Linked DNA regions of Mus musculus: region 1 is linked to region 2. Evidence: chromatin loops called from intact Hi-C (ENCODE). Cell type or tissue: heart. All regions are shown on one strand. Each heading gives the region's core, and the rest is flanking DNA. Links, peaks and the distances in the headings are about the cores only.

Region 1 (16,560 bases), core at 3,676-11,675, 110 kb before region 2:
TCATACTCCTCCTGCGGACATCGTGTGTTCCTTCCTAGGCCTAACTGATTAAAAGCAAATGTGACCAGGGCACTAAGTACCTTTAAGTAAAAACATGGAAGGCCCTGGGAAGACCTGGGAGGAGTCCACATGGGAGGAGAGGTAGGGTCCTTTATTCTGCTCCTGCTGCTACATAACAGGGCTGGGAACCCTTCCCATCCCTGCTCTGGCCTCCCAGGGCCTCCTCTTCTCCTCTTTGTTAAAGAGATCAGAATGGTTGGTGGGGTGGGATATCTTTCAGAAAGGGTCTCTACAGTGAGCACCCTCTTGCAATCTCACGATCGATCAGGGAGTGACTGGGCAGCCTCATCTTTAACAGTTCTCTTTCCGTTGGAGCGGATGGCTGAGGTAGGCTAGGCTGCTCTGATTGTGTGCTGTGTAGGACCACAGCAATGTTGTCCCGAAGCACATGCCACAGAGAATCTATTTCCCCTAATAGATTGGAAATAACACCCTCCAGACCAGGAGAGCTTGCTTGACCTCACCAGGGTCTTAGATTTGACTCTATACACTTTGAGCCTCTGAGTGTGGCCTACAAGGCTTGGGCAGTTTAGTCCTTCGGTCTTTGCATCCATAGGTGGCCGTTTTTCTTCTGTAATGGTGCCATTCCCACCTATCGAGGCTCAGTTCCACTGCCACCTCTTCCAGGAAGCTGTCCCAAGTTTGAGTATTTTTGGAGCAATGGAATCTTCTTGGCCCCTAAAGCTATACTGTTACTGAATGAAAGCTGCCTTGGAACTCCTAGGTCCAGAGCTTGGCATACAGCAGTGGCTCCTAAGTGCCCACTGTCATAACCAAGCTCAGCCCTTCAGAGTTTTGGAAGGAGTTTTTCCAGTCTCTGTTAACCACATGGAAGGCTATTTCCCAGCCTAAAGGCCTGGAACTTCACAAAGGAATCCAGCAGCGTCATCACCTTCCCAGATAGAGGTGCTGTGGGAGGTCTGTAGAGGAAGGAGGTGTCCTTCTGTAAGGCCTTTCTGTCACCTATCTGCCATTGGGCCACACCTGTGAGCAGAGAGGCTCTCTCCACTCAGAATGGCAGGGAGAAGCCAGAATGAGAGTCAAAGGCTGAGAGGTGTGTGTGTGTGTGTGTGTGTGTGTGTGTGTGTGTGTGTGTGAGAGAGAGAGAGAGAGAGAGAGAGAGGGAGAGGGAGAGGGAGAGGGAGAGGGAGAGGGAGAGGGAGAGGGAGGAGGAGGGTGATGGGGGAAGGGAGAGGTCACACCCTCTAGCACCATGGGCAGAGATGGCCTGTTGGGGCTGGTGCTGTAGAGCTGGATTTGAGGCTAGGTGGGGCTGCCAGGCAGGGCAGGCTTTCTCTCACTTGGCAGCCACCCCTCCCCCCACCTACCGTTTCCATGCCAGTCAGATCAGCCCCGGCTCATTGTTACTTCCTCAACAGGTCAGAAACCCAAGGGTGGGCCAGTGGCCCTGCACAGCAGAGTCCCTGGAAAGGCAAGGGTTTCACTGACCAAAGACTGTCAACACTTAGGAAAAAAAAATACTGGAGGAGCTTCGTGGAGGTTCCTGGACTGCCAGCGCCCATCGGTTTGGCTAAACAGGTTTCAGAAGAGCTTCCGACCTGCAAAGTGTAAAAGAAGGTTTAGATTGGGCTTGAATGTCCTGAGACTGTAATACCAGGGGCTTCTCAAAATTTTTTTCCCACTTTGCTGGAGAAAGTTTGACACTTCTCTGGGTCTATAGATATATAAAATAGTATACAGCCCATACATTTGCTGGTAGTAAAATTATAAGACATTTATTTTAAAATAACTCTTTGTCATAGCTACATTATGACTAGTTATCAAAGATGAAAGCAAGATTTCATATTAATGAAATAAACGTGCCTGTTTATTTTTTGATGTAAAGGAATTTTGGCTGGGTTTTTTTGTTTGTTTGTTTTTTGTTTGTTTGTTTTTTGTTTTTTTGTTTTTTGTTTTTTGTATTTTGTTTTGGTTTTTTGAGACAGGGTTTCTCTGTATAGCCCTGGCTGTCCTGGAACTCACTCTGTAGACCAGGCTGGCCTCGAACTCAGAAATTAGCCTGCCTCTGCCTCCCAAGTGCTGGGATTAAAGACATGCGCCACCACACCCGACTTAGCTGCATATTTGATGCCATAGGACTTAGAGCGTTTTCCAGAGTTGGTCAATATTGTGATTTTATAGTTGTTAATGCTTTTTTGCATAAATGTTACAAAATGCTGTTGAGGGTTATAGCATATGCCTTTAATCCTAGCTCTTGGGAGGCTGAGGCACGTGGATCTCTGCGAGTTCTGGGCCAGCTGGGATGCACTGTGAGATCCTGTTTCTAACAAAGAAGAGTGGGCTGGCCAGAGAGCTGAGCACTTGTGAGCACTGGTTTTACAGAAGTGTCAGAGTTCCGTTCCCAGCACTCACATGGTGGTTCACAACGGTCTATAGCTCCAGTTCTAAGGTATCCAATGCCTTCCTCTGGGCTCTGTGGGCATTGTACACACACACACACACACACACACACACACACACACACACACACACACACACACACGGTGCACATACATACATGCAGATAAAACACATAAGAAAAAAAGAGAGGGCTGGCAAGATGGCTCAGAAGATAAGAGCACTGACTGCTCTTCCAAAGGTCCTGAGTTCAAATCCCAGGAACCACATGGTGGCTCACAACCATCTGTAATGAGATCTGACGCCCTCTTCTGAAATATCTGAAGACAGCTACAGTGTACTTACATATAATAAATAAATAAATGTTTTTTTTTTTTTTTTTTTGGTTTTTCAAGACTGGGTTTCTCTGTATAACCCTGGCTGTCCTGGTACTCACTTTGTAGAGCAGGCTGGCCTTGAACTCAGAAATCCACCTGTCTCTGCCTCCCAAGTGCTGGGATTAAAGGTGTGTGCCACCACACCCGGCAAATAAATCTTTAAAAAAAAAGAAAAGAAGAGAAGAGAAATGGAAGAAGTATATCTATGGCCTTTTCAGAAATCGTTAGAAATTCTGTCCTAATCTCAAGCCAAAATCCATTTTAATGATTTTTTTTAAAGAAAAATATAACTCAAGTCAACTGCTCAAAGAGCAATTTTAAAAGTCAAATATTCTAACAATGTGATCCAAAGATTTAATCGTGTCATACATGCTGAGGAATGAAGGTAGGGAAATATTAAAGGTCTCGTTTTCTATAATTAAACCATCGTGTTTCTGTAAGAGCAGACAAATTTGTAAACATGGTTTGTTTGTTTTTTAAAGCCACTGCCATTGATGATATGCAGTTGTGTTAACTCTGAGCACACGGCAGAGTGTGTGTGCTGTGTGTTCAGAACTAAGGGTGTTCAGAACGGACAGGAGCAGCGCAGGCCGCACCACCAAGCACCTTGGATTCGTTATGTGGATGGTTTCGAAACGTTTAGTGGTTTTATATTTAGAAACCTCATTATTGCCAAAGTTTTGACAACTCCCACTTTCAGTTAGGCAACTCACCCCATACAGGGCCTAACCCCATACAGGGTCTAACCCCATACAGGGCCTAACCCCATACAGGGTCTAACCCCACTGTTTAAGAGGCTGTGCTTTATATTGTGCTCGCTTGAAAAGCGGGCTGCCGGCTGGAGAGATGGCTCAGTGGTTAAGAGCACTGACTGCTCTTCCAGAGGTCCAGCGTTCAAATCCCAACAACCACATGGTGGCTCACAACCATCCGTAATGGGATCTATTGCCCTCTTCTGGTGTGTCTGAAAACAGCTACAGTGTACTAATACATAATTAATAAATAAATCTTAAAAAAAAAGAAAAGAAAAAGAAAAGAAAAGTGGTTTGTCACTATACCTTTGAGCTCCCCTCTGCTCTGCTGGTCTTCCAAAATCATCTGCCCACAGTCCCCTGGGTCATCTAGGAGCTAATGCCAGCATTCTTTGGTATTGTAAATTAAAAAGTGTTCTAAAAAATATTTATTCTCTGGGCGGTGGTGGCTCACGCCTTTACTCCCAGCACTTGGGAGGCAGAGGCAAGCAGATTTCTGAGTTCAAGGCCAGCCTGGTCTACAAAGTGAGTTCCAGGACAGCCAAGGCTATACAGAGAAACCCTGTCTCGGAAAAACAAAAAACAAAAAACCAAAAACAAAACAAAAAAAATTTATTCATTTGTGCATGCACACACACACACACATACACACACACACACACACACACACACACACACACACACACACACACACACACTTGGGTGTGTGCATGGCTGGCCTGCATGTGGAGGTCAGGGGTCAATATGTAGGAGCCAGTTCTCACCTTCCATGTGGAGTCAGGATTGAAGTCAGATTGTTGGAGTGGCGGCTTACCTGCTGAGCCATGTATGTGTATACATGTGTATCTGTATGTGGGTAACTGGATGTGAGTGCCAATACCTACAGAGACCAGAAGAGAGACCCCTCAGTCCCTTGGGGCTGAAGTTACAGGCAGTTGTGAGCTGGGTTTGCTGAGAAGTTAACTCAAGTCCTCTGGAAAAGCAGTAAGTGCTCTAACCACTGGACCATCTCTCTGGTCCCTGGTTCTGTAGATTCTAACATGCCCATGAATAGCTGACAGTGTTCTCGAAAAGTCTGTCTGGCAGGCCCTGTTTCCAATGTACAGCATGAATTGTTTTAATAAGTTCCTATCGTTTTCCTTTTATGCATGAGGACATTTAGGTTCAGAGAGACCATAGACTTGCCTAAAGTACATATCTAGTAGATGGCAGGGCTTGGGTAAAGCCTAAGAAATTTGATACCCGTCTTGGCACAACTCCTACATTGTGTAAGTCCTTGAAGAAAGGGAAAGTCTCTGAGACCTGACTCTAGAAGGATGCTCACTTTGCCCTCTATAATTTTTCTGGGAATCTTTGCAGGGCCCTGTTTAGCCCTGTGAATTCTCAGATGTCATTGGATGAGGTCAGTACACAGAGGTTACGACCCAGTGGGGCTCCTTGGGCTGTGTATAGCTTGTCTCAGGCCTCATGCAACTGAGCCCAGGGTACCAAAGACACAAAGTCTGGCTGTTGAGTGGGCAAGAACTGTCTGCACTGGGGGACAGAGGTGGGGAGGTTTCAATATGCATGGCCCAGGGAGTGGCACTGTTAGGGTATGTAGCCTTGTTGGAGTAGGTGTGGCCTTGTTGAAGGAAGTGTGTCACTGTGGGGGTGAGCTTTGAGACCCTTCTCCTAGCGGCCTGGAAGCCAGTCTTCTATTTGCCTTCAGAACAAGAGGTAGAACTCACAGTTTCTCCAGTGCCATGCCTACCTGGACACTGCCATGCTTCCTGCCATGATGGTAATGGACTGAACCTCTGAACCTATAAGCCAGCCCCAATTAAATGTTGTCCTTTATAAGAGTTGTCTTGGTCATGGTGTCTCTTCCACAGCAATGGAAACCCTTACTAAGACAAAGGGGGGAGGGGGAGTGGGTGGGGGCTTTCTGGAAGGTGTTGTCCTCTTTAATCCAGACCTCTGGTCTGAGAAGAAAGTACAGTGACAGAGAATGGTCTGGCGTGTGTGACGATATGTCTGGTTTAGATCCTTAGCACTTGCTGTGGGGTACCGCTTCCTCACTACAGATCAGATCCTGGCAGGATGTGGCTGGTTTCAGTGGGGCCAATGTCACAGGCTTGGGAAACAGTGGAGGGACTGAAGGGTGTTGGGGGTGGGGGGAGGAGGGTAACTCATCATTGATGGGAGTGCAGAAGAGATGTCTGGGTCAGGGTCTGGTCTCCATGACAACAGGTGTCTCTTTAGCTTTGAATTTGGGGCAGTAGTTTTTCCTCTTTGCATTATCACGGAAACTGGAAAACCCCCGGTTGGCCCTGTGGTTCTTCACCCTCCTGTGCCCTCAACCTTGAGGCTGTCAGCCGATGTTGGAGTGTGCCGGCCATTGCGCAAGAGGTAAGGATGGTAGCAGTTATCTCTGTGGTCGGACCTGGGTTTGTGTGTATGTCAGTGAGCAGGATTCTGTGGTTGTATCCATCTTTGCATTTGTAAGGAGACAGCGAAGGCTAGAACGTACTCTCAGAGGGCGGGGCTCTCGTACAACTTTTTGGTGGTGCATTATTGGCCCATAGAAGGACTCTACCGAGTTCCTTCTACCTCTGGAGGAACCAGCCCTCCTGGGGTGGAGAGAATGGGTTGCAGGAAGCTGGGGTTGCCTAGCTCCTCCCCACCCTCTTGCTCTTTTGGAACTAAGTAGATTAGATTGCTGGGTTTCAACGGTGATAGAAACCCTGCAGGGTGGGAACCTCAGGCTTTTCCTTGAGCAGGAGTACAGCGCACCCGTGCTGGGAACCAGGACACCCTGACAGCCTTTCCAGCCAGCGCAGGACAGACAGAAGTGCTGAGAGGATTGCTTTTGCTTTCAGTACAGGGTTGGGGTTAACCTTGCGCTGTCTGTAGACCAGGCCTTTGTCCTCGCCGCTTCTCTGCAGATGCAGTTTCTTTGCCTCTGTCCCTCCCCTTCCCCCTTTCCCCACCCATTCCTCCTGCTGTGGTTCATCCTTCCACTCTAAGGCCTTGCCCCTGCTTGTTTCAAGCGTTTCCGGCTGGGGCTGGAGCTGGAGCTGGGACGGGCTCCCTCTGCTGCAGCCCACAGGCTGAGGGCAGGGCAAGCTTCATTTTAGTCAGCTTACAGCTCCCCCATTCTCAGGGGAGGGTGGGGGTGGGGCAAGGGCAAAGAGCATCTGGCTGTACCCACCTCACTCCCAATGTCCCCTCCTGCTGTCAGCTCTGACCAGGTGCTGGCAGAACAGCTGGAGTCAGGCGCACTTGGGCTGTAACTTGAGGCGTCCCTGTGGAGAGTGGGAAGCCGACTTTAGCTGCAGTCTCTCCTTATTGGACCTCTTTATGGCCCAATGGTCGGAGATGGTGGTTTGGACAACAGTGTGGTTGGGCACATTATGACTCCTAAGGTTACCTGGCCAAAGTCAGGGAAGGAAAGGACTGAGGTCCTACCAGAGCCTCAAAGTTAGCAGAGGAGCCTAGGAGAGATGGGGTGGACTAAGGGTATGCGGTGCAATCCGATTCTGTTTCTGTAGGGTGGGGCAGAATGTGAGATGCCCCTACACTATCTGGCATGATCCCCAAGACTTTTTAGACTGTATTTAATTACTCCAGTAATCTCAGAGGCTATTTCCAGACTCTGAGTGGCCGGGGCCTGATCAGCTACACCCACTGCTCCATTCCCAAGGGGTTCAACTTCTACTGAGGACCGAGAACTTGTTCTACAGGTTTCCCCACCATGAACAGCCTTCTTCTCAAGATGTGTGTCCTTGGTCTCGGTAGGCAGTTAACCAGTAGCTGGATGAGAGCGCCACTTGCTGCTTAAACACAGTCAGCAGAGTCATCTGAGAATGGTTACCACTCCCCTGTCATGGCTGCAGTCACAGAGGTTCAGAAAGGCAGAGTAACTCACCCACGTTCACAGAGCAGAGTTGTGTCCAAAGCTGGGCTGGAGCCCAGGCTTGGCAGGTGGCCAATTTCTGGCCCTCTGCCACCCTTCCCTGTGTGCCACAGTCAGCCCATCTGTAAAACGAGGGGCTGGGTGCTTTGCTTGGCAAAAGGTCTTCCTTCAGATTGGGACACTTAGGGTGGGCTGGGATCATGAGCAGTGCCAGGGAAGTGGGCATGAGGGAGTCCTACTCTCTGTTGGGGTTGCCCTTGCAAGCAGTTGAGCTGCACGATAGAGTCTGGCTAGAGGATGCTCCAGGGAGCTTGTCCCCTAGCCACTCAGTGAATGCTGTTGCCAGGGAAACGTCAGCTGGTGATGCTATCAGCAGGGTCTGTAGTCAGCTAGGGACAGGAAGCTCTGGGGTTATGACTCAGGTTTGGAGACTCCTCTACATTCTCTCCCAGGGCTCAGTCAAATCTTTGAGTCAGGCTGATCCAGTGCCAGGGAACATCCCCAGAAGGCTCAAGAGAGCAGAAATGATTCACTGTAGCCCATTCCCTTCACAAGGGTGACCCTGGGCAGTGCCAGGTCACCATCCTGGTTCCCAAGAGGACGAGGTCTCTCCCCTTCTCCTGCTCATGGCCATGACTCCATGGCATGGCTGTTGGAGACAGGACATTTCTTCTAGAAGCTGGGTAGGTATTGGGGACTTGGGCATACTCTGGATGGACAGACACAGGACTAGAGAGGGCCTGGGAGTTGGGGAGGGGGTCATGGTGTGCAGGACGCTGGCAGCCTGGACAAGTCACTAGTGCTTCTGGAGGGATCTGAACGCAGAGATGGCTGCCTACCCTCTGCAAACCTGTATGGGGAGCTGTAGGGACGTGGATGGAGCTAAGGGAAGAGGGAAAGATGCTGAGCTGAGCGCTTACAGACTTCAGAAACTGCAGGGCTGGAGGATGGGGTCAGAAGGTCACTTGCAGTGCCTGTCATGGGCTCTAGGCCATCTTCCCTGCCACCACTTCTTTTTTAAAAATTATTTGTTTTATTTATGCACACGGATGTTTTGTCTGCTTGTGTGTCTGTGTATCCCATGCATGCCTGGTGCCCTCAGAAGCCCTGGGAGTGGAGTTACCAACAGTTGTGAGATGCCTGATATGGGTTTTGGGAATTGCACCCAGGTCCTCTGGAAAAGCAGCCAGTGCTTGAAACCCCTGAGCTGTGTCTCCAGCCTCCCCAGCCCCACTTCTTATACTTCCATCATTTCTGTGACATCCAGAATAAGAGAGGCTGTCGGTCCTTCGTCTGGGAGTTACAGAAGTACTGGCTCCCTTTTCTCTGCGGCTGACTAGACGCTGAGTCAGCATGTGTCCTCGTTGCGTGGCCTTGCTTGTCCAGGTCACCCATGCTTAGATGGGGTAGCCACTGTCCCCTTGAGCCCTATGCCAGCTATGTGGACGTCACTACACTACAACACAACTGACCAATTGAGGCACATATTTATGTCCAGGCAAGGATCTGTTTGTGAAGGCAGACCACCAAAAGAGGGACATTATTTCTGAGATCAAAACAAAACGCTGTATTTTCTAAAGTCTCTGTTCATAGGATGAAAACGTTCTCTTTTTTTACTCTGTTGTAGAATAAATAGTGCTGGGGTAGTGTCTGACAAAGTACGTAGGTTTTGTTGTTGTTGTTGTTTTGTATAGTTTAAATCACACACACATGGATTCAGGGCTGACCACTTTGCATTGGAGCAGATGTAAGTTGTGTGTATTCTCTGTCTAAGGGTCAGGGTGGGACCCTGTGAAGTTTCTTCCTGCTGATTAGTATTTAAGTTTTTTTTTTAAGATTTATTTATTTTTATTTATATGAGTACACTGAAGCTGTCTTCAGACACACCAGAAGAGGGCATCAGATCCCCATTACAGATAATTGTGAGCCGCTATGTGGTTGCTGGGAATTGAACTCAGAACCTCTGAAAGAGCAGTTGGTGCTCTTAACTGCTGAACCATCTCTCCAGCCCTTATTTTTATTTCTAGTGTAGTTTTATGTGTATTAGTGTTATGTATATGTGTATTTATCTGCATGTATGTCTATGCATGACTTGAGTGCCTGGTGGCCACTAAGCCCAGAAGAGAGCATTATCTTACTGGGAATCAGACCCCCTGCCTCTGGAAGAGCAGAGAGAGAGAGAGAGAGAGGAGAGAGAGAGAGATTTTCCTCTGTGAACATAGAGGTAGACATTAGGCAGCCCTCTGTGTGTGCGCTTGTAGGACTCCCAGTCTCCCTTGTCCCTATGAGGATCTGAGACCATTTTCTGACCTGTTGGATTGCTCCCGGGGTGCACCTAGCTTTTTTTAAGTTCCGGGAAACAGGGAGGAGGGTGTGAGTTTATCTCAGGGCAAGGCCTAGAGGAAGCCAGGACCTGTCAAGCAAACTTGGAAAGCCATTTCCACCCCTGGAACAGTAGGCCCCCAGTGCATTCAGTGTGTGCTCACGTGAACTCTGTGTGCTCTCAGTCCTTCCTTGAGACCTCCTGGAGAAAGAGTACTGTTGTTGTCTGCACTTTTCAGAGCTATAGGATGGCCTGCCAGTGGTGTGTAGGGAGATGAACTAGCCTTCAGTGTTCAGGTAGGTCCCTCCTGAACCTCTGTAGCCACAGCTGCTCTTCCCCCGCATGACCTGAGGCACTGGAACCCCGGTTCACCCCAACTAGCACTCATGTGCCCTCTCTTGCCTACGAGACCAGTTCTGTTCTCTTTTCCTGGCAACGTTTCTTCCCTTTCCCCAGGCCCACCAGATTTGGCCCTTTTGTCTTTATTTCTCGATTGTCTGGAGCTGGCAAAAAAGGAGACAAACTGAGACCATCAAAATGTAATACATTGGAGGAATCTGTTCTGAGACTTGCTGACATCCAAAAGCGCCTTGGCTCTGCCATCAGCTTCGCATCTTGGGGAGGTTGGGGTTTGGCGCTGTAGCTGCTCCTTTCTTCCCAGAACTCTGATGAGTCGTGGTCAGAGAGATCCCAACCTGCCAGGAATCCTGGCCTTGATCTAGAAGGGGAGCTGTCACAGGGAGCCCTCTGTGCTCCTGGGCTCCCTTGCAGTGGGGAGTCTTCCCCACCTTGCCTGCTCTGGCTCCTGAAAGAAGGTAGAAGAGACGGAACTGAGCGAATCCCCTCATCAAATGCTGCGGTGACTCATGAATAGACTCACTCCCCCCCCAACCCTTGAGGACAGAGTGTCTGTGACAGCATTCCCTGCCAAGGTTTTGGACTGATACCAAGGTAGGGCCAGGGAATGTTTGTGGCATCTGGGAATGGACAGGCCTTGGTAGGAAAAGAGCCGAATCTGGATCCCAGGGACTTCTCAGACTTGGAGATGGACTTTTACAAATCACATGACCTCGGGAAGCTACAAAACTGCTGAGCCACAGTCTCCTCAGCTGAGCATTATGGGTAACGGTACAGCTGTCAAAGGGCAAGAGCTAAAGGGTATAACGTACCTAGGACAGGGCATGGGATCTGCAAACACCTGCCACAGTTGACACATCTACTTAGCCTGGTCTGGACTCAGAAGTATGGAGCCTAGGTCTAGGAAGGGCTGGCTAGGCCTCCTCCCCCAGTTTATCTTTCCCTCATTGATGTTGTAGGAAGATTACCCACTCACCTTCACAGCTATAGGAAGAAGGTCTCTCTCTCTCTCTCTATGTATGTATGTATGTATGTATGTATGTACTTAGAATCCAACAGCTCTGGGTTCTCCCTCTCTCTCTCTTTCTATGTATGTATGTATGTATGTATGTATGTATGTATGTATGTATGTTTGTATGTATGCGTGTATGTACTTAGAATCCAACAGCTCTGGGTTCAAGGGTTGATTCATCATCTGGCTGTGTGACTTTGGGAAAGTCACTTAACCTCACAGAGAGACATCTTCTCCAGATACGGTGCACAAAGTGCGAGATGTATCAGCACAAGTATGGGCTGTGCACCAGGAAAGAACAGTTACTTTGAAAGGGGGGTGCTCACACTGACCCCAAACTGTCCTTCGCTAGACATCCATCTTGGGCCTGGACATTTGGAGGTCACTGGTATCATCTGAGCTGACCTCCCTGGAACTTTGCATCTGAGGAGGGGAAGGTAAATGACCAGGGTGTGACAGAGGACAAGATGTGGTCAGAACTTAATGAAGCACGGCCTGATCTGGAGCGAGGCCAACTAATCCATAGCTGCAAAATTGGTTCCATTAGCTCTCTTAATGAGCTACAAAAGCTGGGAAAATGAGTGCGAGAGAGTAATGGCACATGTCCGAGGCTCTAATTTGAAACTGTGGCTAAGAAGTTAGATTTGACATCATTACCAGCTCTTTAAATAGCATGGGTACTCTTGAGGATACGGCCTCCTCAGGGAGTGCCTGTGTGTGTGGGGGAACAGGAGAGGTGTGACGACTTTGGTTTCATTAGGTCCATGCTTAAAGAAACTCTTGTCAAGCCAGTGAGATGGCTCAGCAGACAAAATGCTTGCCACCAAGCCTGCTGGTCTTCATTTGATCCCCAGTACCCACTTGATAGAAGGAGAGACTCGACTTCAGCAAGGTGTCCCCTGACCTCTCCCACATCCCTACTACGGCACACACGATCCCACCAGCATACACGTGCACAGAAGATAAAACTAAACAACTGTTTAAGAATATTTAAAAGGAAGAGACTCTTGTCTCTGTGCCCTGAAACTGACATCCTGCATGATGCTTGCACCCAGATTTGAGACTGAGACTGTGGCTCATGCTCTCATCAGGCAAAAACAGCCAGCAGGGAACACTGGCAGGTGAAGGGCAAGGGCAGGGCTGTTAATAGCCTTCCAGAATGCCAGGCACGGGGGTGGGGTGGGGTGGGGGGGTCCTCATAAATAGGTTGGAATCAAGTGTGGTGGCATATACCTGTGGTGTCAGCACTTGGGAGGATGAAGAAGGAAAATCCTGAGTTTGAAGCCAGCCTGGGCTTCATCTTATAAAACAAGCAAAAAGGGCTGAAAAAATGAATTCTAGTATTCCAGTGGTGTCTTTTTATAAAGACAATGAAGTAGTTCCCATGGGGGTCACAGTCTCCAATCCCTGTAGAATTGGGAGCCAGAAGGGACCTGGGAGAAGGCTGAGTTGGAAACTTGTCAAGGAGAAAGTGTGGCAGGGCTTGTTAAGGTCACACACACAGAATTAGATTTCATCACAGCATTTTCTTTTCTTTTTTTTAAGGTTTATTTATTTATTATATGTAAGTACACTGTAGCTGTCTTCAGACCCTCCAAAAGAGGGTGTCAGATCTTGTTACAAGATGGTTGTGAGCCACCATGTGGTTGCTGGGATTTGAACTCAGGACCTTTGGAAGAGCAGTCAGTGTTCTTAACCGCTGAGCCATCCCTCCAGCCCCTCATTATGGCATTTTCAAACGTGCTTTGTCTTTGTTGCTTCTCCTTGTCCCTCCTTTCCTACATTCTCCTCTTCCTCCTCCATCCCCAGGAGCCCCCTTTCGGCGTCCATGTCACGTGTGTTCACATGTATTACCCTCAGAAACCTCTCCTGTCCCTTCTGCCCGCTCCCATGGCCCCCTGTCTAATTTTGAGGTTTTTGTTTATCCGTAGCCTCCTCTGTGAGAATATGGCTCCCTACAGGGAAAACGGTATGAGTCAAAAGCTTTATTTTCCTATAACGTTGTTCAGTCCTTTTGCACCGGTGCTTGACCCTGGGCATGCACGTGTCTCCTCTGCGGTGAGAAGTGTTTCCGCTTCCTGTCTGCCCTGGCCTGAGGCAGGATGAGCTCTCTCCTGTGGGCGAGGAGGTGTTGGAGGGAGTATCCAGTCCTTGGCACTCCTGTCTGTCCTCCTGCATAGAAAAGAGCTGGAATCCAAGGACATAAAGGGTCTGGTTAGCTTGTGTGCCAGGCAGGTACAATGAGCTACATCGTCTTTATAGGAGAATCCATATTAAATATGTCCATTTGTACCTTTCTATATCTTTTTCAAAATTACTGTGGACGGTCTTGCTATAATGTTTGACTTGACTTTCATGGGAGGGTTAATACCAATTCCCTTTTGGAGTTTGGTCTCTTGTAAAAAACAGGCGTGTGTACCTGGTTTGTTTCTTTGCCAAAACTTCCAGGAAGCTCAGAATTAAAATCTGTCTTTGTTTATACTTACAAACTTAAATGGGTTTCTGGTAATTTTGTAATTTCATTTTATAGACAATTAGAGGGCTTTTGTTTGTTTGTTTTATTTTATCTTTCCTCCCCTTGGCTTCTTTCAGGATGCTGAAATCTTGTGGTCAGTGGGCAAGGTATTTGGAGATAATGGGGTTTGGAGTGCTTCGTGGGTAACTGGAAAAAAGAGACTCCGGGCTTGTGCCTGTGGAGTTGTGTGTTAGCAAGACACCTAGAGCTTCATCTTCTTGACTGTTCCTGTCCTGATGATGGGAAAGATTAAAAGTCAGCCCACTTCCCCTGGAACAAGCAGGTGTTCCACCCTGAGCCAGAGAGCTGCCGTGCCTGCGTGACAGGGGAACTGGCTGGGGCATGGGGAGGTTGTGGATTTGTTAGCAGGGGTGTCCAAGGAAACGGCCTGTCCAGACAGATAGTCAGGATGCCTTCTCTGTGTGAGAGAGATGGAGACAGTGTGCTCACTTTGATCTGAGAGAAGTCCAGATCCAGAGTAAGTTGAATCCAGGGTTACAGGATGTGAGGGTGGGTGTGTGCCTGCAGATAAGAGGCCCTTCTTGGGCTACAGGAGACTGGGAAAGAACATTTAGGACTGGTTTCCAAGGCTGTGTTTTTTGTTGCTGACATCTCAGCTTTGTGCGGTGATAACCCTGGGAAGACAGAACACATTTCCAGGCCATGGGTAATGGAAGGGTAACAGTTGTCCTGCAATGGAGATAGGACCTCAGTGGGAAAAGACATCTCAATGGAAGTTTCTAGGCTCTGTCTGTCTTGGGCAAGGCTGTCATAGGTTGAGTTGTGGCGGCAAGACCATCATTCTTTTGTGAAAACCTCCTTGTGGCCAATTCTCTGCTAGTCACTTTGGAGAAATTGATTGGAAGGAGTAGTGGGCTGATGGGTGAATCTCGCTCTGAGAGTTTTACGTCAACAAAGTAGAGACTGGAGATGCACGAATTCCCAAAAGTGCAACTCCCACGAATCCTGTACTTTCTGTTCACCTTGCGTATACCTCCACACGTGCACTTTGGCATGTATGCGCACACATTTCTACACATGTGTATTTATCTCCATGTGCTTGTACACCTATTCACACATTTACTTAGTTTTTAGTCTCCTGAGTCTTGTGCAAGCTTTGGCTTTCCAACTTGTGGTCGCCCCTCCCTCTCACCTCCCCTTTGATGCGCTCTCAAAACTCAGTTCTCCTCTTGCAGCCTCCACAGTGAGACTGGAGGCCCCAGGGCAGTGACTTCATCTTCCTGAGCCTCCCTTTCCTTAATCTGCAGATGGAGGCTAATGGTTCCCACCCCGATTGCCTCACAGGGTGGCACCAAGCATTCCCATGAGATAAAGGACGGCAGAGTGCTTTCTAAATTGCAAATTGTTTTGCAAACAAACAGATGCTGCTGTTGTGTTCTTAGCCTTGGAACTGAAGAACCAATCCACCCTGACTTAGGCTTTATTTGGGTGGGAGAGGGCAGAATTCTGAGGTGCTGTGAGGGGGTGGAGCTAGCTTTTCTGAGGCCTAGTTCCACCTGGGGATGCCAGAAGGGCACCAGTAAGTCCCTGGCTTGCTAGGGTCTGGCCATCTGGCTGCCAGTTCTGAGAGCAGGGGAGAGAATTTGGCAAAGGTGGATGAGGGGAGAAAGCAAGGTGGAAACCATTGTCTCTAAGGTGTAGGCCAGAGAAGTGTCAAACTCAGTGCTTTGCTGGGCTTCAGTGGGGTCCAGACTTCAACGGCTGCCAGGAGCCCCCATTCCTCAGAAGGAAGCCAGGTAGTACATGCATGCATGTGCACGGAGGGCCTTCTATGTGTAGCTGTTTGCATCTGTTGGGTATCAGCTGCAGTGGTGGAGCTGCCCAGGTGTGTCATGCCTGACCCTCCAGCTGTGATGGACCCCTGGGGACCCCAGGAGATATAGGACTGATGTGAAGCAAGGTTCTGGCCTATTGGTTTGTCATAAGCTCTTTCCCTGATTATTTTGTTCCTCCCACAGCTGTGACTGGGCACACTGTTGCCCATTCTGAATAGAGCTGAGTGGGCTCTCAGGGGTGTGGCTACGAGGTTTTCCCTCCATGGGTGGTGCTGTGGCAGTGGCTACAACAGGTACTTTGCAAGTAGGCCCTGTCCAAAGGCTCTCTTTGTTTCTAAGGCTTACAGTCTTACAGTTTTACATTTGTGGAGACGGAGGCCCAGAGAGACAAGGACATACTAAGGATAGAGACCAGGGCTTCTGTTCCTGGGTCTACGCTCATTCTCATGTTTGGGGACACCCCCTGCCATTTTTTTTCCCCAAGACAGAGTTTCTCTGTGTAGCCCTGTTTGTCCTGGAACTTACTCTGTAGACCAGGGTGACCTCGAACTTGAGATCTGCCTGCCTCTGCCTTCCGAGTGCTGGGACAATAGGTGTGTGCCACCACCGCCTGGCTTGGGGACACCTTTTAAGAAGAATCATGTAGAATCATGCACCTGCATGAATGAAGTCAACTTGTGGTGGGGACTTGAGTAAGCTCTCATGGGTCCCTGGAAAAGGAAGTAGATGCTAGTTTGCCAGGGAGAATGGAGAAGGGATGTACAGAAAATTTAGCCAGGATGTCACACCCGACCTTTGTGGAGCCCGCCTCTTGTTCTTATCTTGTTCTCATAATGCATCACATCGTGAGAGTCTCCTTCTTTCATGGATGTAGTCACCTAATTTGCAAGTAATATCAGAGACAGGGTGGGGCTCTGTGCCCCAGGACTGGCAACCAGAGGTGATCAAGCAGACGGACCCTGCTCTGTGGGCTTACTGGAAAGCTCAACCAACTCTGTGTTTTGAGAAGTTCCATTTTGTGTGAAGGGGCTAAACTCTAATTCTAGGAAGAAAACCATAAAATCCACTTGAGCAAACATCCTATGGCAACCCACCCTTAGCAACAGCCAGTCAGG
Region 2 (16,560 bases), core at 5,485-13,484:
CTCAAGGATAAAAGAACCTCTGGTGGAATCACCATCCCGACCTCAAGCTGTACTACAGAGCAATTGTGATAAAAACTGCATGGTACTGGTACAGTGACAGACAGGTAGATCAATGGAATAGAATTAAAGACACAGAAATGAACCCACACACCTATGGTCACTTGATCTTTGACAAAGGAGCTAAAACCATCCAGTGGAAAGAAGACAGCATCTTCAACAAATGGTGCTGGCTCCACTGGCGGTTTTTATTTTTGTTTTTTTGTTTTGTTTTTTAAGAATTTTTCCTACAGGCAAACTAGCTTTCAAGGCAGATATCCATTCATTTATTCAGTAAATTGATATTTGTTGTGTGGTCTAAAGATAGGAACATAAAGAGACTTCTGACTCCAGACTAAAAGTCTCAGACAAGACCTTCTCAAGATGACTCCTTGGGAGCCAGTGGCCTAACACTTGTCATCAGGCCTGATTACTAGAGTTGGATTCTCAGAAGGCTTCCATTGGTTATGTCCTCTGACCTTCACTTACACGTGCTGTAGCACTCCTGGGAAATACACACACACACACACACATTTATATACACAAGGTGTGTATGTGTGTGTGTGTGTGTGTATCTCTCCTTGTCATCTACACTATAAGATACTTTGGGAAGAGAGAGAAATTTGCCTAGTCTGGAATGACACATAGATTCCAGTCCTTTTGTCTTTTTAGACTGATTGATGATTTATAAGCTATAGATTCTATCATGTACTTCTACTGTAATGCTTTCACTTGATTCCAGTTTCTGCTGAACACTTCTGCCTTCTAATTCTTTTAGTACTCTTGGACTTAGTTCTGTGTTCTTGTATAGTCTACAGTCTTATAGTTTACTGTCAAGATGGAGAAAATAGATGTTTTTTTTTCCTGATCTATATTGTAGATATAATTTTACATAAATTAGATATTCTTTTTAAAAGTAATATTGAAGAAATGGTTCCTTGAGTGAGCCAGTTTTAAAAAAGTTCTTTTATGGCTGGGCAGTGGTGGCACACACTTTTAATCTCAGCACTTGGGATGCAGAGACAGGCAGAGTTTGAGGCCTGCCTCATTTACAGAGTGAGTTCCAGAACTGCCAAGGCTACACAGAGAAAACCTCTCTTAAAAAAAAAAGTTTGCATGGTGGTGCACGCCTTTAATCCCAGCACTTGGGAGGCATAGGCAGGCAGATTTCTGAGTTCGAGGCCAGCCTGGTCTACAAAGTGAGTTCCGGGACAGCCCTGTCTCAAAAAAACCATAAAAAAAAAAACCCAAAAAAAGTTTCTTATCCAGAGAGCTCTAAGCATTATAAATAGTGATGAATTCTTTTCCTTTTTTTCTTTTGAGCTGAGTAAGCCAAATATTGGCATAGTTATTTTGTTTGTAGAGAAAAAATAAATAATGAGTTCAGTCTTTGTGTTTCTCAGAGTAAATCAGTTACTGAGCAGACAAGGCCTGTCAAAGTTTAATCTCCTAGAAACCTTATGATTTCCTTTTGAGATTTTTCTTCTTTTGATTCATATATATCCTGCTAATTTCCCATTTGTTTAATTTTTTTTTCTATCTTGCATTACTGTAATATTCAGGCAACAATCAGTAGCAGAAAAGGAGCTAACTGTCTGATTTAGACATAGAAATGAAAGAAATGTTTATGTGGGTCCATGTTCTGCCCACCTCCTGGCTGGTTCTAGGCTTAATGGAAGGGTAGAGACACTACTCCAGGGTGGAAAAGCACAGTCGGAGATGTGGAAAGAAGCTGGAGCTGGTTCTGGGGTTCAAGGCCAGTCTGAGGAGGTTCTTTGACTCTTGGTCATCCAGGTGCCACTGGGAGTCGAGGAAGAACAGAGGTGAGGGGCCGGGGCGGAGGGGGCCCCTTGTGCTGGGGACAGCGTCTAGCCCCGGGGCTGGGCTGGGGAAAGAGCAGCTCTGGCTTGTCTCAGTGATGATTGTCTTTAGCCTGGTGGAGGAGGCTGGAGGTGTAGAGAGGTCTTCTACGGGAGAGTTAGCTGTGGCTTTGTAGGTGAAGACCTGCCATTCTCCAAGGTGGTAGTAGATATAAAAGACAGTCCATGTTTATCCATATTGTTTATGTCTGTTCATTGTGTAAAATGGATGTATACTTTTTTCAGGGAAGAATGTCTGGGAAGAGAAGCTTGTTGACTAAATTCTCAGGTCCTCTAGGTACCTCATTAGCATGGAGAACTCTGTTTCGGGCCTACATGACCACAGGTGACATATCCTTATGTAAGGAGTGTGGCAGTGTTTCAGACTAGGAATCTGGCAGGGGGTGGGAAGTTGCCTAAGTCTCAGGTGTGTGCCCATCAAGTCTCTGGATCTTAACCTGCTCTGCAATACCAAGCTTCCTGGCATGGTTTTATCATCCCACAGTTATAACTACTAATGTTATAAGAAGATGATACAAGAGAACAATGGGTAGATACTGTTTTCATTAGGTTCCACTGCACTTGGTGGGTAAATATTCCCTGCTACTTACTGGTGGCATATGGATAAAGTTTATAGCTTTTCAATAAAAAGAAAAGGTACTTATAGCTCTAAAACTTTGGTTTTATTAATATAGGAAATTATTTCATGTTCAGAAATCATGGAATTTGAAGTGAAAGTATTTCAAGTACATTTGTATAATATATCTCTAAACATTTAAACTTATGTCTTTGAAAAAAATCTGTTCTAGCAAATTAAGTTTAACGTGTAAAAGCAATTAAATTTAATCATAGTTTTCATATTTCTCTATATATTCTACACAATACTAGAAGCATTACTGCATATGTGTTCTAGTTCAGAAAATTAAAATATAAGAAAATATGAAGTGATTTGTAGCAGCTTAAGGATGAGGATTCTTCTGTCTGCCCTTCGTATTAAACTGTTTGAAATTCATTGAATGCCTAATTTTGTAAAGGCCACTGATAGTTTTAAATACCAATCTCTTCACATCTATTTTATTATGCCATTCTATAAAAATATAAAAGCAAATGTGACTGTTTCATACCATCCTGTGTGAAGTTCATAACTTTCTGATCCTTAGTTTTCAAAATCTTAACAAAACGAGGTAAAATTGCCATCTACTAAGGTGTCACGCATGTAACAAAAGTGTGTAGGTTGCTCAGGGAATACTGAATGATTCGGAATTGTAGGATAGAGGCAGACAGACTGATCTCAGGATCTTGTTGAGCTAGACTTAATCCTATGGATTTGTAGGTAATGTCTACCCTACCACCCTTAGATTTAACAGTTCAAGGTGGCTGTGGAAGTCTGTGTATTACAGGGGAGACTAGACTGAATGAAATATGTGCAGTCCCATAGCAACTCTGCAACTTCTTTGACTTTCTTTGTCTGTCCTTGGTTGTCATGTTATAAAATCTGGTTTTATAGCAAGATGGCCAGTTCAAATGCCAAACCTGAGATGATCTTACTGTAGTTACTCATTGCTACTAGTTTTTATGTTTGCCTCAGTGTGACCATCAGCAAAATTGAGTATGGAGACAAAATAAGACTTTAAGAGATCTTAGATCTCGAGATCCATGTATAAAGTCTGTTTGGTTGATTGGAACTTGTTCTTTTCCTGGATATGTTACTTTAATTAAGTATATCTGTCAGTTTTAAGTTTATAAATAGAGGTAGTTTGAAACCATGGTTCACTGGTCAAAAGGAAATTTCACTCACTCATGTGAATTTAAGTTAGTAATAGGACATGGCTTATCATAAAAAGAAGCTTCAGTTTGAAGTTTTATGTAGGCTTGTGTTTCTTGAAGCTTGAAGATAGCTGCTGTGGGGCAGAGGAAGGATTTGATTTGTCTTGTTGTCTTGTATATATATTTGAAAGAAAATGTATTAGAGTTTCAAAATGGTGATTTCTCATGTCATGAGACTTGATGAATGGTCCTGATAGGTATGCTTTGTGTTCAGAAGTCTTAATTAGTCACTGTTGTTTTGTCTTGTATTTATATTGGATATGCCCTTGACTGCATGGAGATGATAATGAAGTGGGTCTTGTGAAAACAAGTTCTGAATATATCTTCGCAATGGATGAATAAGGGCAATGGGCATAACTTTACTAATTCTCAAATTTTCTTTCTGTAAGATAATTAAAATAGATACTTATACTGATTCTGGGCATGTGCATGAGGCTGATTATAGAGCAGTTTAGGAATGACCATTCTATGGTAGCATTATTCAAATTTGTTTAGGGTTCTCTAAAATAACTAATTTCAAAACAATAATGACTCATATGGAAAAAATTCCCAGATGAATGCATATTTAGTTATTGCTATTTATCAACTTTATAATTATAGATCATAAATGAAGATTTAAAATAGCATTAAACTGTGTGCATAAATATATAAGCTTATTCTTTTTAAGCTTTTCAGTGAAAATAATGGAAAGATAATTTTGAAAATCAGCCTTTTGAATACTTTTGGGGGTTGAATTCTGCTAAAAGTTTCTTAGATTTATGATTGATTGACTCTTTCTTGTCTGTTATTAGTTATATAATTGAAAAAGACACCAAGAATTTGAAGGCTATGCATATTTTTATTGATATACCAAGTAAGAAAATATTTTTAAAAAGGTTGTAGGTTGTTTTTGGCTTTCAAATTCACTGTTGGTTTCTTACATGGTTTTTAGAATGTGCACTCATTCTAGTCTGTCCTTTACAAGGAAACAGTTATAATTCTTTTTATTATTACTCGTGTGTTCAGGCATGTGTGCCATGTGCCTGTATGGAGGTCAGGAATCACTGCTGTGGAATTGGTTTCTTCTTTCCAGCTTTACATGGTGCTGAGGATTAAACTACGGTCACCAGGCTTGTGCAACAAATATTTTTACCTGCTAAACCGTCTTAACAGACTGAATGATTTTTTTTTCAAAAAATTTAATTAAGATTATTTTAAATTATGGGATAGAGAAGAGATTGTACTTTTTTTTTTGATGTATCTTTTGCTAGTCTTTGATCTCTCTCTACTCGGATATTAGGTTAAGGACCAGTAAGTTTGGGTTGGATTGTTTTACTTTTGTCAGTGAAAATATATGTTTGAGATACAAGCTTGGAGTGTCTTGTCAAAGAGGGAGGGTACTACCTTGAGCTCCTGTTAGTACCTTTGACCTTACTCCCTTGGTTTGCACCTGTTTTGGCTGCTAACTGTTGACTGTCACATGGCCTGGTCTTTATAGAGGCTCCATTCTTTGAGTTAACACTGCTCACATTGTTCTGCAGCTTCTCAGCCAGCAGCTTTTGTAGAGGTACTTTTTGCCTCTATGGGACAGTATGGCTTCACTTGCATTGGGTGCCTAGCAAGGTCATCTTACAATCTCCACAAAAATGTATATTTGCCAAAGCACTGTTCATCAGTGTTGAAATTATAGGTGGTAAAACTTCCAGCGCAGAATGTGGAACAAGGCTAAGTCATTACCACTTTTCATGCATGTGTTTACATGTTATGCCTTTCACATAAATTAATTTCATATTTACACCAAGATTAAGGACTTATTTTTAGGGCCAGAGAGATGGTTCAGAGGTTAAGAGAACTGGCTGCTCTTCCAGAGGTCCTGAGTTCAATTCTTAACACCCACATGATGGCTCATAACTGTCTATAATGTAATCTGATACCCTCTTCTGGTCTGCAGACATACATGCAAGCAGAACACTGTATACATAATAAATAAATCTTAAAAAATAAGAACATTTTAATACATTTTTGTTACTTGTATTTGTCTTATTTATTTGCTTGTTTAATATAACAGAATTAAATTGAAAAAAGTCAACCCTATTTATTTTTCAAGTTGATTTGAAGTGATTTAATTTATATGACGTGTTTGGTGTGACTACTGAAGATGTCATGCGCAGTTGTGAGGATAGATGTAAATCTCACAACCTCACCTACTCTCACCTAATTAACTAAGCATTGAGCAGTTATTAATGGTATTTGTCACAGTTGCAAACCATTGTGCTTCCATCTTCTCTAGCACTTGGTTATTGTTCTCAGTTTTTTCTCTTTTTGTACATTGATGACATTTATACAATTTATAATATTTTTATGGTTATTATCTTTGAAAGTCAGTCCAGGTCTTCTAAAACCTGTGGCTTGTTCCTTTCTCTTAAGCTTAACATGGTTATTTTATTTGTTTATTTTTTCTTTTGGTTTTTCGAGACAAGGTTTCTCTGTGTAGCCCTGGCTGTTCTGGAACTCACTTTGTAGACCAGGCTGGACTCGAACTCAGAAATCCGCCTGCCTCTGCCTCCCGAGTGCTGGGATCAAAGGCGTGCGCCACCATGCCCAGCTTGTTTTTAATTTTTCAAGACAGGGTTTTTCTGTGTAAACCTTGGCTGTCCTGGATCTCACTCTACAGAATAGGCTGGGTAAGAGATTAACATGGTTATTTTTATTTAAAACAGCTCCCCTAATATTTTCCTTTTTCTTTGTGAAACCAACTGCTTAAGCAGAATGTGCTGCAAATAACATTGTGGTGGTTAATCTTACCACTTAGGAGATCTCTAGGCATGGCTTTGAAGACATGTTATAGAGATGAATTTAGCTGAGGAGGGAAATTCACCAAGGCACCTTTCACAGGCTGGGGTTTGGGAATAAAAAGGGAAAGAGGAGGCAGCTAGCTGAGTGCTGCATGCCTCTTTGTTTTCGCCTTGCTTTAGAGGTAGTGTGTGACCAGATGCTCTGTGCCTGCTACAGCAGACTTTCTCTTCAAATCATGAGTTAAAATAAATCTTCCCTTAAATTTCTTTGTCAGGTATTCTGTCATAGTACAATAAAAGCAACCTTACACTCTTAAATTTTAAAAACTCTGGTATAAAAGAGACACTACTATTTATAGGTGAGAAATTGAGTTTGATGTCATACCTTAATTTTTAATTACATTTGATTATATATGACATTTAAATTATTTATTATTGTATGTCTGTGTGTGTGCCCTCATACATATGTGCAGTATTTGTTTATGGGAACATGTGCCACAGCATGTTTAGAGAGGTTAGAGGACAACTTTGTGAAGTCAGTTTTCTCCATCCACTTTTGTATAATGTTCAAAATCAGATTTCTATGCTTGCAGACAAGCATTTCTACCCACTGAACCATCCTGTAGGTGGTGGCAGCAGTGGCTACTTTGGTTGCAGCTGCTGCCACCACCGTTGTCTCCTCCTCCTCTTCCTTCTTCCTTTAAAACTTTTTATTGGTTCTTTGTGAATTTCACATCATGCACCCCAAACCCACTCATCTCTACCTCTCCTCATACCTGCCTTTCACTCTTGTAACCTCCTGTTTAGCAGAGAAAACGAACAAACAAAACTTGGTTTGGAAGCTGTAGTGTGTCATAGTGTGTCATATAGTGTTACCTTTTGTCTACACTTCTTTGCTTGCAAATGTTCGTTGCAATGAATTGGTGGTCTGGCATAAGGAATGCCTCTGGCTTCTGCTACTCTATTGATAATGGAACCTCAGTGGGACTCCTCTTGTTTATCCATTGTTGCCCTGTGTCTTGGGAGATCCTGTAGCTTTAGATTTGTAGGACTGACCTCTTCATATACACTAGCAGTTCATAGATGGGGCAGATGTTGGGGTTGGTCAATTCAAAACCCTGGATCTGAGAGGTTTCTGAACTAGTTAGCCTGTAGTCTCTCCCTCTCTCATGCCCTTGGGGATGGCTCATCACAGTCCCTGCTACCAGGGCCAGCTCTACTCTGTTGCCCAGGTGAGGTGCAGGGCCTGTTCTCCCTAGTGTTGCCATTGTTGAGGGACGTGACCAGTTCTTCCACTCTCATGACCCCAGGGCCAGCTCTCCTGACTGCTATAGGTGGTGAGGGGTGAGGGAGAGGAGGAATGTGTCTCTCCTTTTTTCATACCACCCAGCTGGCTCTCCTGCAACCTCTACCCCTACGTCCACCTCTACTGTACTGCCCCGGCAAGCCTGCTCTCCTGACTGCTGCAGCAGGTGAGGTGCAGGACCATCTTTCCCACTCTAATGATCAAGGGAATCAGCATTCCTGTTTGCCGAAGGTGGCAAGGGGTGTGTGTGTGTGTGTGTGTGTGTGTGTGTGTGTGTGTGTGTGTATCATCTCTCCCTCTTTAACCCATGGCTGATAGGTAGGACAGTTCTCCCACACTCAAGCCCTTGAGGCAAAGCTCTCCCCACCCCCCATGCCACCAGGGTCAGCTCTGCTGTCAACCCAGGCGAGGTGTGCAGGGCCCACCATCCTGAGTGCTACAGCTGGTGAGTGGCAGAGACAGATCTCCTGCTCTCACAACTTCAGGGCCAGGCCTCCTGCTTGCCTCAGGTGTTGAGGGTGGAGGAAGGAGAAGGATATCTCTTGTCTATGCCACCACACAGTGAATGAGTGGGAGGGCCGGGTCCCCCGTGCTCATGTCTTTGAGGGCCTGGCTAGGCTTCCAATCAACTACCGCTCTGTGGAGTACTACAGTTGGCTAGGGGTAGAGTCAGCTCTCATGCCTCCAGGGCCAGCTCTCCCATGATGCCCAGCTGAGGGGTGGGCCAGTTCTATATAGCCCTTAAATAGCAACAAGCCCACCCCTAACTGGGGCAGCACAGGCCAAAACCTCACCATGATCCCAGGTGGCATCACTGGCTACTCTTCTTAGGCTGTTCCTCATTACTCTTAGTCTCTAGTTCTGCCTTTCTTTACTGTGCTTACATCCTTCTGTTTCAGTTTCTCTTCCATTCTCCACCACTTAATTGCTCCTTTAAGAGGTTTCTGGGGTCTCTGAGTGTCTGGGGTTATCTCAGGAGTGCTATGCCCCACTCATGCATTATGATGCTGGGCAGGGGTCATCTCAGGCATGGTTTGCTCCCCCAGGACTGCCGGTTGTCTCAGGCCAGCTCCCTGTTCAAGTCCAATAGCACTTGTCTGGTGGTCATCTTGGGCTTGCTCTTCACCTGGTCTGCTCAAGTGGTTCCATGGGAGAGTCATCTGTCTCAGGCTCACTCCTGCCCTGGACCCTCAGTCCCAGGAGGGGGTTCTTTTAGTCTCAGGCTTGCTCTTGGTCCTAGGAGTCTTCCAGGGCTTGGGCAGTGTGGGATTGGTGATTGCCTCAGGCTAGCTCCCTGTCTGAGTCCCCGTTGGACTGGTGATTATCTTAGGCTTGCTTTTTTCAGAGAGTGTGAGGCTACTAATCATTCAGATGTTCCTAGGTCAGAACACTGAGCTTAGAGTAACCTCTCTCCTCTCTGCCACCTACTGACTCACACGGAACACAGCAGCCACAGCTGCAAGCTTCTAGAGGCAGCTGAATGGATTTTTTTTTAATTGTTTTATTTATTTACATTCCAAATGTTGCCTCCTTTCCTGGTCCCCCCTCCAAGAGTTCTTCACTCGATCCCCCCCCCTTTAAATTTACTTTGTGTAGCTCTTTGCTAGGGTCTTTTCAGCATAAAATGTTTTATGTATTTCTTGTGTCAGTGAAGGAGTTGTAATTGTAAGACATTTTTGTAAACCTGGTTAAGAGGACACTCACTTTGCCTTTTCAGGAAAAATTCACCCCTCAATAATAAACAGTGTAGATTAAGAACATTTCTTTTTCCTTTTAGCCTAGTCTGAGCTTGGGATACCAAACAAAAGAGACATTTCAGTTTATTTTAGTCTCTCCTATCTCCTAATTTACTTTTTGTATCTTGGTTTTGGCTGAGTTTCTTTTTAAGTCTTGATCAAAAAGACAACAACAGATGGGTAGCTTTAGATAGTATTTTGTGTGAAGATTAGTTACAAGTAAAATTTAGTTGAAACATTAGAATTGTGAGAGATTTCAGTGGTGACAAGGGGTCTATGGGACTGCAGGTGGCTTAGTCAATAAAGCACTTGCCGTACAAGCACAAAGACCTGCGTTGGGATCTCCAGCCCCTATACATACAAACTTGAGGTCAGGATTACATGCCTCTAATCCTATCATTGGTGAGGCAGAGACAGGTAGAACAATGTAGCTCACTGACCAGCCTCTTTAGATGAGTTGATGAGCCCTAGGTTCAGTGAGAGACCCTGTCTCAAAAAATAAAATGGAGAGTGTTTGAGGAAGACATCCAGTGTCCACGTGCACATGCATGGCATATGTGCACACACAGACCATACGCACAAATAAGGGGTCATGGTTAAAGTCACTCATGAATAGTGTAGGCTTTAATCAATAATTGTGGACACGTTTTATAGGGAAGGAATCTTTCCTGTTTAATCTTGGGAGAGTCATTTGCTTTCCATGGAAGTAAATGGAAGCTCTTCATAGTCACCCCCTGTTTTCAGGTCTAGTGATTGTCATTTTGTTGTAAGGATAAACCTCTTTGACAGTGTATTTATCAACATCTTGTTGGTGAGGATAGAAGTATAGCTGCTAATTCATGTATAGATTTGAACCCATTTTTTTATTTTATGTCTTAACTTTTCCAAAAAGGGACTTTATATAGATCTTTGAAAGTGTGTGTTTTTGGTCTCTTAGAAATTACACTATTTATATTAAGCAATTCTGACTTAACCTATTTCACAAGCCTAGTCTTTCCTGGAGAAATTTATAGCAGTAAAAGGCAAACATAGAATCTTAGTGTTTCCTATTCCTGTCAACTGCCTCTTCTTCCATTTTTTTTTTAGTCACTGTGTATGAGAGACAGTGTAAAGACATTATACATATATTAGTTTAGACTGACCGACAGACTTGTCTTACGGATTTTATTATCTCATATCTTGCAGATTCATTCAGGTTTTTCAGCTACTATATATTTTCATGCCTAATGCAGTTTAGCCACTCTTTAGCTACTGGTCTCAGCTAGAAAAGAATAAAACCCAGTCTGAATTTTCATCAAGAAGAATAAGGAATTATGAAAAAGATAAAAGAACATTTAGTGACTCAATATGGGGAAAGAGAAGTAAAGTTATGACTTGTATATAGTTTTTCTAAAAGGAGGGGATAAAAACCTACACCACCACCATCACAACAACAACAACAACAACAACAACAACAACAACAAAACCAGTAATCAACAAACACTGATCATGATAATTCTGAACATTAGTGGCCTCAATTCCCCAGTAAAAAGACACAGACTAATAGAATGGATTCAAAACCTAGGAACTATCCTTCTTCTATATCCAAGAAACATACCTTAATAAATATAGATAGCACCTCAGGGTAATAGGATGGATAAAGATATTCCAAGCAAATAGACCCAAGGAGCTAGCTGGTGTAGCCATTTTAATATCTGACAAAATAGACTTCAGATCAAAACTACTCAAAAGAGATAGAGACTCATTAAAGGAAAAAAAACCTACCAAAAGGACATTGCAGTTCTTTTTTTTTTTTTTTCACATTGCAGTTCTTAACATCTATGCACCAAACACAAGGGCACCCATGTTTATAAAAGAAACAAAACACTACACAGTTAAATCACATATTGACCCCCACACAGTGATAGTAGGTTGTAACTTTAATTTTTTCAAAGGCTTCTTTTAATAATGGTTCTTTAATGCTTTAACTTCTCTTGTAGCCCACCACCCACCAGAGGTAGTGGGAAAAAAAGGATGGGTGGTGATGGTGGGGGAGTGAACCAGTTTAGAAAGGTTCTTTGGAGCAATTCCTATCTGTGTTGTCTGGAAATCAGCAGTTCAGTTCACAGGTTAGCAGTGGCAGCTTGATCCACTCACAAACACCTCATGGATACACTAGCAGTCCATTTAGGTAGAGTTGGTTTAACAAACACAATCAGCAGCAGTGCTAGCAGCTAGCTACCTAGCAGTGAGAGACACCCAGGCTCAGCCTCAGCACGAGTCAGCAGGAGGGACCAGGGCCAACAGGAACGCCAGGAGAAGTTCTCAGCTGTGCTTCTCTCAACTAAGTGAAGATCAGTGAAGACTTGAGACCAACAAGCATAGCACAGCTAGCTCTATAAGCAAGCCAAGCTCAGCCTCTGTCATTTCCTCAAGTCCTAATTATACCTTCCAAATATCACGCGTCCTCCATGTGTCTTGCCTCAGCATGTGCATCAGGCTTAGCTGACATCACTCTGCCAGTCAGCCCCAGTCCACAGAAGCGACAAGAAACTGTAGCATACCACCAGAAGTTTTTTGGTGTTGTTTCTTTCTATGGAGCTCAACTATGCAATGTAAGGCAGACTAATACGTGTGTGTCAGTAGACAAGAATCCTTCATCATGTGTACTTTAACGTTCTTGCTTTAGCATAACGTCCTTTCACCTGTGTCTACTTCAGGACAAAACTCCTTCACGTCTTTGCCCAGCAAAACATCATCCAACACAACCAAAGAACCCTTAAGTTTCTACTTCAGTGGGTGACTTCAAAACCCCATTCTTACCATAGAGACATGCTATTTAGACAAAACTTAGAGAAATGCTGGCACTAACTGATGTTTATAAACCAAATGAACCTAACAGATATTTATGGAAAATTTCACCCAAACACACAAGAATATGCCTTCTTTTCAGCAGCTCATGGAACTTTCTCCAAAATTGACCACATACTTGATCACCAGCAAGTCTCAATAGATAAAGAAAATTGAAGGGCTAGAGAGATGGCTCAGCGGTTAAGAGCACTGACTGCTCTTCTGAAGGTCCTGAGTTCAAATCCCAGCAACCAACCACATAGTGGCTCACAACCACCTGTAGTGAGATCTGGCACCCTCTTCTAGTGTGTCTGAAGACAGCTGCAGGGTACTTAGATATAATAATAAAGCTTTTAAAAATTAATTTAAAAAAACTAAGAAAATTGAAATAATACCCCATATCCTATCTGACCACCATGAGCTAAAGCTGGATATCAGCAGCAGCAGTCACACAGAAAGGTTACACATGGAAACTGAACAACTCATTACTGAATGACAAATGTGTCAGGACAGAATTTAAGAGAGAAATTACTTTCTAGAGTTGAATGAAAATTAATATACACTATTCCCAAACTTATGGGACACAATGAAAACTCATCTAAGAGGAAAGTTCATAGCAATAGGTGTCTATATAAAAAGTTGGAGGGATCTCATGCTAGTAACTTAACAGCACACTCAAAAGCTCTAGGACAAAAAGAAGGAGTCACACCCCAAAGAATAGATGGCAAGAAATAATCAGACTCAGGGCTAAAATCAATAAAATAGAAACACATACATGCATAGTACAACAATAATATGAAGAATCAATGAAACAAAAGAGTTCAGTAAGATTGTCAGATCCTTAGCCAAATTAGCTAAAAGGTGGAAAGAGAAGATGTGCCCTGTCATCATTGCCACAGCACATTTTGCAAGCAGGACAGATTGCAGGTCCAAGGTTTTGGGGTCTCTGCCTGAGTTGGGGCTTGGGACACAGTGACAAGAAGAGGGTTGGGTTGGGTTAGAGTGGGGGGGCATTGAGAAAGTGTCTATGATTGGGCTGCCTACCTGACTTATGGTGGCTGTTAGTGTAGCCTCTGGTGGAGAGTGGGAGGCTGTGTGTCTCTGCCCCATTTGGGGGCTGGACTCTGTCTTGTCTCTGTCTCTCATTCATTCATTCATATATATATATATATATATATATATATATATATATATATATATATATTTGCAAGTTGTTCTAACACCATTTGCTGAAAACATCTTTTTCCTATTGTGTTGCCACTGTTACTTTGTCAAGGGTCAGTTGAAGTGTGTGTGTGTATGTTTATGGATGCCATCTTTTGTTCTATAGACTGGTTGCCTGTTTTTTCCCCAATACCCAACAGCTTAGAATACTGTAGCTTTGATGCATTTTCATGGCTTCATTCATTCATTCTTTCTTTCTCAAGGGTTTTAGAGACCCTCATTCTGCTATGTGTTGTCTCTTAATATATTCATGGTAAATATAGTAAGGGTATCATTTAAAAATGATGAATGGTTGGGCGTGGTGTCACACGCCTTTAATCCCAGCACTTGGGAGGCAGAGGCAGGCAGATTTCTGAGTTCGAGGCCAGCCTGGTCTACAGAGTGAGTTCCAGGACAGCCAGGGCTACACAGAGAAACCCTGTCTCGAAAAACCAAAAGAAAAGAAAAAAAAAGATGAATGAAGAAATTGAGACTCAGTTTGTGAAATTAGTTATTGTAATTTATTGTCATCGCTGCTGTTACTAAAAGAAGCAGATTTTCTATTCTTTTGTAGTGTGTTGTTTTCATGTGAGAAAATTAGATTTTTTTCCTCCTTTCATAGCATTGTTATGAGATTTGAAGATTAGAATGTGGAAAATTCCCTAAATCCCAATATGTAACATTAGTAACAAAAGTTCTTAGTTAAAATTAGCTGTTACGTACACTCTCCATTTTTATTTTCCTTTTTGTAAGTGCTTTTCTTGGTTTATACTCTTACATGCTGTTTCCTCTCAAACTACTGCAAAACTCAGAAAGCAATAGATTAGAATTGAAAAGGTTGCCAATAAGATTTCCCTTGCCTGAAAATTATACTTCTCTGTGTAATTGAAACTTTTATTATTATTGCTGTATATGAATGCTCTTTAATAGTAGGGATACGAATGTTAGCAACTAAACGGAAACAATAACAACAAACGAACAAGGAAATAGTATAGTATGCTGCATTGGAGAGTGAGTCAGGAAACAGTCTTGGCTATATTTCCTATCTACCATATAAAAAAATGAATAAAAATAAAAAAACCTCTTCTTTAGGAGTAAGCTGTTAGCAAAGTTATGGATCCTAATGAAGCCAAAATATATTATGGAAAATTTCACAATCTCCTGCTTTTAAAAATTACAGTTATGTCTCTTACAGAATGACCATAATGTTATTTTAATATCATTTTTTAGGTTGGTACAGAGGAGTTTCAACAAAGAAGCCTAATGTAAAGGTAATGGAAACTTCATCATTGTGTTCCTTAATGGATAAGATTTGTATCATGTGTTATTAACAGTCAGTAGCAGCTGTTTCCAGTTTATCTTTAATCCTTTATAGTAGCTACAGTCACATTTATGGCAGACTTGTTTAAGTCTTATAATGCTCAGGCAATATTAAAAATGATTTTTCAGAGGCCACAGAAAATGCTAATGTGATTTTAGCTGTATGCTTGTCTTGAAGAAGCCTATGTATACCTTTAAGTAATTTTCTTCAAGACTTGACAAAAACTAAAATGACTTATTTATAGTTTTAGTGTTGTGGAACCACATGTCTAGTTAGATGAATTTATTGCTAAGATGCAAAGTGGGAAAAATAATGCTCAACTAGGCATTTCTTTATTGATAATTAATAATTTTGTTAAGATGTGAACTTAAATAAGACTGCATAGAATATTGATATTATATACTGGATTTTATGTTTTGAGTCCATTATAATAATAACTTATAAAATGTTATATATTTCTATTAGCAATTATAACTAGAATCATTTTTACTAAACCATTTTTAAAAGAATTATTTATTTATTTATTTATTTATTTATTTATTTTATTTTATGTGTATGAGTGCATAATAGCTGTCTTCAGACACACCTGAAAAGGGCATCAGATCTCATTATAGATGGTTGTGAGCCACCATGTAGTTGCTGGGAATTGAATTCAGGACCTCTGAAAGAGCAGTCAGTGCTCTTAACTGCTGAGCCATCTCTCCAGTCCCTTTACTAACCCATTTTATAACATTCTTTTAGCTTAGTTTTATTTTCTGGTGTTGGGGACTTAAATGGCAGGGTATTGTACATGCTGGACAAGTATGATACCCCTGAGCTATACCCCATCCCTACTTACTCCTTCATAATTCATATTGTTCATATTTCTTATCTTTTGGTAGCCTAATATTAAAAGTATTATTCTTTTTCTTATATTGAAAAATATAAGCATTATATAATTATTTCATTAAAAACTTAATAAAGTTTTAGGCATTAGTTTACCAGTGGAATCATTCATTTTTACTACTTTTTAAGGTAGTAAACAAAACAGTACCTTCAAATTTTAATTCAGCACTGCTAGGCCTTTTCATTGTTGGCATAACATTTTGGGCTGTGCATTGGATATGAGAAACTATGTGTGTGATACAATGTTTAGTATCACATATGGCCTCTATCCACTAGAAATTTTATCACCACCACCCCCATGTGTCTAGCCCTCTGCCATGTTGAAAGGTTGAAAAGGGATACAAGATATTAGCAATGTCTGTAATAGAGAACTACCTCTCAAAGGTAATTCATTCTCTCTCTCTCTCTCTCTCTCTCTCTCTCTTCCTTTCTTTCTCCTCCTGTTCTTCCTCCTGTTCCTCCTCCCCCTCTTCCTCCTCCTCTTCCTCCTCCTCTTCCTCCTCCTCTTCTTCTTCCTCCTCCTCTTCTTTTTTTGTTTTTCCAGACAGGGTTTCTCTGTGTAGCCCTGGCTGTCCTGGAACTCACTCTGTAGACCAGGCTGGCCTCAAACTCAGAAATCCACCTGCCTCTGCCTCCCAAGTGCTGGGATAAAAGGCATGCGCCACCACTGCCCGACTCTCTGTGTATTTCTAAACTTGCAATACTACAGGTTTTACTTTTCTCTCAAGAATGCTTATATGAGAATAGTTTCTACATTTATTTTGAGAATTTTGATTAAATTGTG

What was found. Hi-C counts contacts between places; a loop is a spot of excess contacts. Peaks named below come from ENCODE experiments on the same cell type or tissue, not always from the same donor. Only the 100,000 strongest peaks of a DNase experiment are listed, where the experiment ranks them.
Region 1: a loop joins it to region 2, with 4 times the contacts of the local background. A loop is called at or near these places in 4 of 42 quality-filtered maps.

What each region holds. Positions count from the first base shown.
Region 1 is chr9:107,270,021-107,286,580 of GRCm38, reverse strand. All of the region lies in intron 2 of Mapkapk3 (mitogen-activated protein kinase-activated protein kinase 3), which reads left to right. Among named protein-coding and RNA genes, the nearest start is that of Mapkapk3, 12 kb to the left of the region's middle. In heart, for the core only: CTCF peaks have their summits at 3,759 (motif pointing left), 8,298 and 9,360 (motif pointing right); DNase peaks (open chromatin) are centred at 6,650 and 7,800; H3K4me3 peaks cover 1,007 bases; H3K27ac peaks cover 1,356 bases; H3K27me3 peaks cover 531 bases.
Region 2 is chr9:107,157,696-107,174,255 of GRCm38, reverse strand. It overlaps Dock3 (dedicator of cyto-kinesis 3), which reads left to right. Exons shown (of 53, transcript NM_153413.2): 3 at 14,801-14,841. It overlaps Gm23595 (a small nucleolar RNA gene), which reads right to left and starts at 9,279; the gene lies at 9,150-9,279. In heart, for the core only: a CTCF peak has its summit at 9,247 (motif pointing left); no DNase peak of the experiment used is centred there; H3K27me3 peaks cover 310 bases.